2 separate regions of the Homo sapiens genome follow, and region 1 is linked to region 2. A link is a loop called in an ENCODE intact Hi-C map of the cell type or tissue named here. Cell type or tissue: tibial artery. All regions are shown on one strand. Links, peaks and the distances in the headings refer to the core of each region. The heading gives the core; the rest is flanking DNA. Region 1 overlaps NLK (nemo like kinase). Region 2 holds the start of LOC105371711 (a long non-coding RNA gene).

Region 1 (2,923 bases), core at 120-2,619, 50 kb before region 2:
TCTAGATCTGTTATTGGCTTTTTCCTATGTCTAAGATTGCTAATTAGATTATAAACTTGAGAGGGAAAAGTGTAACCCCTTGTTTCCCCAAGGCCCAGGATCATTTGCACCTAAGCTGCTAAACTGCCTAACTGACTGGGTCACTGACTCTTAGGGGAAAATAGTAAAACAAAGTAATTTAAAACCACAGATAAGTAAAAGTGCAACTTAATTCCTTCTTCCAATAGAAAAATACATGGAAGAAATGAAAGTCACCTGATTTTGCAAATTTTAAGCATAAAATCTTGACTGTGGTCCAACAAATCCAACCAACTTTAATATGATTAAAGGGAAAGGGCAGCAGGAAGAGAGAAAAAGGAGAGGAGAAAGGCAGCGGGGAAGATAGAGACTGTGTGACCACTCATATCCGAATCCACCCTTTGTCCTGCTTTGTGATACTGGAGCCAGACCCTGTTCATGGTTCCCCTTTGCCACCTAGCTTAATGTTAGCTTTTGTCAACAGAGGGTGCTGGAAGGGCATTTGCAAGGCTGTAGCATCAGGAAGCAGTCTCCCTTCCTTGGTTTGTTGTGCCTGTTTTTGGTCATGTGGAAGGCTCAGCTTTGGTCCACCCGAACTCTCCTGGCAGGCAGTCTTTGATGGACCAGTTCTGGCCACACCTTCTGGCACACTTCCTCTTCTGCACCACCCTCGTGCTGTGTGTTCCAGTTCCTGTGGCAGCCATACCCTCTCCAAAGAGGTCCTTACATGAGGAACCTCTTCTAAATTCTTAATTCCTTTCTTGTTTACTCTCCCTCAGTCTACAGGGAGTGGCTGCTTTCTGCATTTGCTACTTCAGCAGCCTTCAGAATCCTCTTTTATGCCTTTTAGCAGTTGATCATCTTTCCTAGTTAACAGTTCTTATTACTGAATTTTCCCCGTTTGTATTCTAGGGAAGTGGTTTATTTCTCCCGATTAGACCCTGATCAATATATAAGGAGTTAAGGAAAAAGAAATCAAGAGAAGGAAAGGACAGACAGACAAGGAGAATGAAGCCTGGTAACTTCCAATGTAGGTTCATAGCTCTACCATATGCCTTTTGACTTCTCCTCTAAATAGGCTACACCAGCAGTCCACCTACACACAAAAAAATTATTTTCTTGCTTGCAGTTATTACTAGGGAGTGAGAATGGTAGTGGGAACTGAGATGACCACGTCTAACTCCAGGACAGGTGGCCACCATACTAATGCTGCAGCAGGACTGCCATATATGTGATGAGGCAGCACAATGGTCATCCGGGGAAAAAATTGCCAAAGCAACCGCAGTGAACTGGCACCAGTGTAAAATGTGATGCTTACAGTTTTTTGTTTTTTTTTTTGAGATGGAGTTTCGCTCTTGTTGCCTAGGCTGGAGTGCAATGGTGCGATCTCGGCTCACCGCAACCTCTGCCTCCCGGGTTCAAGTGATTCTCCTGCCTCAGCCTCCCAAGTAGCTGGGGTTACAGGCATGCACCACCATGCCTGGCTAATTTTGTATTTTTAGAAGAAACAAGGTTTCTCCATGTTAGTCAGGCTGGTCTTGAACTCCAGACCTCAGGTGATCTGTCTGCCTTGGCTTCCCAAAGTGCTGGGATTACAGGCATGAGCTACCGCGCCCAGCCCAGATGCTTACAGTTTTAATACACTTTTGACTAAAGCCAAACCTCATAACAGAAACTTTCTGTTGCACCTTTTATCTATGTTATCTAAATAAAAACAAATATGCTGAATAATGAAGTAACACTGGCATCCTTTTAATTCTAACAAGAATGTTGAATTACATACATATAGTTACCTAATAAAGCTCTTAAAAGCAGCAGACTGAGGGTTGATGCAGAGAGGCACTCTGTTTCCTTTCTGCTGTTCCAAAATGAACTGATGAATAATTTCTGTGGAGAAAACAAACATCATACAATCCATGACAATTTGCAAGCCCGGGAGCAGTGAATTCTCAGCGAACTCTAGCCAGCATCTGAAAAGCACTGCCTACTGGTTTAGTTAAATCAAACACACACATCATCTATCAAGCAGAATTCAGCTGAACTTCCTAAAACTAAAATGACAGCTGTTGCTAAATATAAGAAACCTACTGGTGGCATTACACAGACTGCAACCCCATCAGTGGGAAGAGTAAAATGGCCTATAAATTTGAGAGAGACTCCACAGGTTTGGCATTATGGGTGAACTCTTCTAAGTTGCTGGCAATTATTGCCTTTTTGAAGATCACTTAAAGACCTCAGTTGGTATCTAGGTGTATAGTTTCAGGTGGTTACTTTGGGGACTACTCTCTCTCTTGTAAAATGTCCTACAGTAGACACTAAAATCACTCAGAATTTTGGATGTCATTACTCCCACTGTATTCCAATAGGAGATCCTGCCACAAAATTTTATGAGTACACTATCAGAAATTCCCTTCTCTTGTCATCGTCCAAGGAATAATTCCCTCAGTGAATGTTTATCCTTTATGGAACTTTGTATGTTATATAAAGTTCAATACGTTTGAATCAATGAAATGACACTGAGTGAATACATATTAAACATATTTTGAGTCATACTCACTAAATAAACTTTGAAAATAAGAACAAAATATTCATTCCTCTCCCCGACCTTCCCCTGGATATAATATTAAATATGCTTTGTTATGCCCCGGACACACAGCTATACGCAAGGTTGTAAAATAAACATAGAGGGGAGCTTTGGTTACCATCCAGATCTCAGCTCTTCATGGCCACCTAATGGAAAATGTTACTAGGCATATTGCCTGGCCAAAGGCCAAAACAGATACTCACCTTTAACCTGTCGGACAGAACTGAGGTTCTTCTCGAAAGTGTCATCAAATTTGGGATTGGTGACAGGCTCAAAGTCACTGGTATAAACTCTTCCAGTGGAGGTGGAAAAGCAACATTT
Region 2 (2,923 bases), core at 315-2,814:
TCATAATAAGGCACTGCTGAATAAACGCTTTTAATAACAGACAGCTAACCATTGTGGACAGTTCAAGTTGTGCGTATGTGTGAAAAGTTGTGATACTGTCTTATGTAAAAAACTATCAGGTCAAAAGCTTTTGCCATCTAGAGTTCAGAAAGATAGTGGGCTGGCTTCCCTGCTCAACTGAAGTCTGAGAACATATTTAATATTCCAAGTGCAATGAGCTACTGATGCTGTATGACGTTCTAATGATGCGTTAAAAACTTTCAGATAGCAAAATAAAGATATTTAATTGGTTTATCTGAGTTGGGAAAACAAAATGGCAACATGTTGTATCAAATTATTTCCTACAGAATGAATATGGACAGAAAGCTTTGAAAACCCTATTTTAATTCCTAAACTCTCTTTACTATTTCAGATAATGGAAACTTAATCATTCTTTTTTCATTTAATATGGACAGAAACTAATGCTAAGCCAGATTACAAAAAAAGAAATCTTACAATATTAAATATTTATCAAGTAGGTCCCATATTGGTCAAAGGTTCTACAATCCTTTTTTAAAAGTTTTCATCTTTGGCTGGGCATGGTGGCTCATGGCTGTAATTCCAGCACTTTGGGAGGCCGAGGCGGGCGGATCATGAGGTCAGGAGAGCGAGACCATCCTGGCCAACATGGTGAAATCCTGTATCTATTAAAAATACAAAAATTAGCCTGGTGTGCTGGCATGTGCCTGTAGTCCCAGTTACTCAGGAGGTTGAGGCAGGAGAATTGCTGGAACCCAGGAGGTGGAGGTTGCAGTGAGCCAAGATCATGCCATTGTACTTCTCCCTGGGTGACAGAGTGAGAATCTGTCTCAAAAAAAAAAAAAAAAAAGTTTTCATCTTCAATGTGACATATATTGGAACAAATATGAGTCAGGTGACTTTTCCAAAAGACATAGTAAATTTGGTTTAATAAACTGTAGTACATAGATGCCCAAGCCTGGCCCCCTCAAGCCACAGATTCTCTTATGACAAGTATATGAATGACAGTTAAAACATGCTTAAGCAATAACACAGTTAAGCACTTTAAACACTAACATGCTTAGGCACCTTAAGCACAAATTCTGAAATCCTGCCATTCCTGTCTGAAAAAAGAATCTACAGCCATAAATGTGTGAGACTTAATAAAATCTCCTGCTCGTTTTTTTTTTCTTCCAAAATCAGGTGCACAGGGGAAGGAAGTTTCAGCCTAGTACTCAGATATGAAACTGGCTGATCTGAAATAAAAGTGAGGGCATTGAATAGCGTGGATAATGACAATCTGGTTTACAGATATGGTTGATTTCAAACAATGCTTTCCACATGAAAGAAAAACAGCAATGTGTCACAGAGAGCATTGTGTTCTCTTGTAACAAATGGTCAGCCGTAAATCTCATCATCTTCTTTGCAACAAAAAGCATGGGAGCCTTTGCAACTAGAAAAAAATCGGTGTGCTTCAATTAGAATCACTGACCTTTTCTGAAGCATGCCTGTGCTTCTCTATAGAAATCAATGGAATAAAAGGTCATGTTGTTAAAACGTTTGAATACGACAATCTCTTTCCCAGGCAAAGGCAGATTCTTTTTCTTTGTAAAGTAACAAATTTGTTGTATAGAATGTCAAAAATTAAAACTACCTCAGTTGTAATTTAAAACTGACTAAAAAAAAATCAATCCAATCACCAGAAAAAAAAGAAAAAAGCGGGAAAGCTGTCATTCTACATATTGTTACAGTCCATAAGGTCTGTCAGATGAGTATTTTTCACTAAGGCTATAACCATGTATGTAATAAAACAAGAAGAGCATTCTAGAGAAAATGATGTTATTTTAAACTTCAGCTCTCTCCTTTACAAAGTGCTCTGGAGAAGGCAAGGCAAGCTCTGTGTCTGTCAAACATAGATGGCAGAGACTGGTGATTAATCTTCCACCGTCATAACCCTCCAAAGCAAATGCATATGTACATAAACCCAGAGATTAAGAGCTGAGGAACAGAAGCCAAAGTGACTGGAATAGTCACTGTTTTTTGGAGTATAAAAAACCAAATTTGAAAGAGGAGCCTCTATATAGATTAGGAACATTTTACTGTATCAATTTCTTCATTCATGAAGAGAAAGGGCAAATTCTTCGATGATCTCTTAATGCATTCAGAAGGTAAGGGATGAACATATCAGTCATGTAAACTTCATCGTCCTTCTTACTGCCAATACAATGAATATTAACATTTTCTCCAAAAGACAATGAGCTTTCAAATTAGACCCAAGTAACCTTTCCTTAACACGTCTGAAAAACTTACTTCCATATCTAGACAATTTGGTGTCAAATGTCCTTCTGCTCAATAGAATTTGAGAGCATTTACTCCAGTATGATCTACTGTAAAGCTGCACAAATGATGTCATTAAAACCTGAGAGCAGACTGCTACCAGTGTTACAAGCAACCGCAACAGCATTTTGAATGGAGGGCAAGTCTCTAAACACATCAATCTACAGATGCTAGTCCTTACCTACTCAGTGTTACCCATCACCAGTGTAGCTCATTTGTGGTTGGAGATTCTAAAAGACAAAGTTACTAAAAGAAACAGTTCTGAAGAACAGAGAAGATTCAAAATAAACAGAGAACAAAAATCTACAAGAAGAATTTAGGAAAAGTATATCAAAGAGTCTGTTTCTGAGTACTTTTTACGGGAGTTGAAAAGAGATGAAATAAAATAGTGGTCCATTTAAAAGGATCTCCCTCCTCTGTCTAGATAGATGATACAACATAGTGCCTAATACATTTGTTCACAGTACCCACTTTCTAATTCTTACAGAATGAATATTCTATTATGCACTTAGTTGTGCCATCTATTAGCACTGTTTCATATTGTTATTTAATTAGAAAAGCTATGCAAAAAGGGTTACACGGACCCATG

What was found. Peaks named below come from ENCODE experiments on the same cell type or tissue, not always from the same donor. Only the 100,000 strongest peaks of a DNase experiment are listed, where the experiment ranks them.
Region 1: a loop joins it to region 2, with 11 times the contacts of the local background. A loop is called at or near these places in 2 of 110 quality-filtered maps.

The regions. Positions count from the first base shown.
Region 1 is chr17:28,191,102-28,194,024 of GRCh38, reverse strand. NLK (nemo like kinase) reads right to left here. Exons shown (of 11, transcript NM_016231.5): 9 at 2,806-2,923; 10 at 1,812-1,905. Among named protein-coding and RNA genes, the nearest start is that of TMEM97, 130 kb to the left of the region's middle. RefSeq lists an enhancer at 566-775. In tibial artery, for the core only: no CTCF peak of the experiment used is centred there; no DNase peak of the experiment used is centred there.
Region 2 is chr17:28,140,989-28,143,911 of GRCh38, reverse strand. The region is part of intron 3 of NLK (nemo like kinase); the gene reads right to left. LOC105371711 (a long non-coding RNA gene) reads right to left here and starts at 620. Exons shown (of 2, transcript XR_007065686.1): 1 at 496-620. In tibial artery, for the core only: no CTCF peak of the experiment used is centred there; no DNase peak of the experiment used is centred there.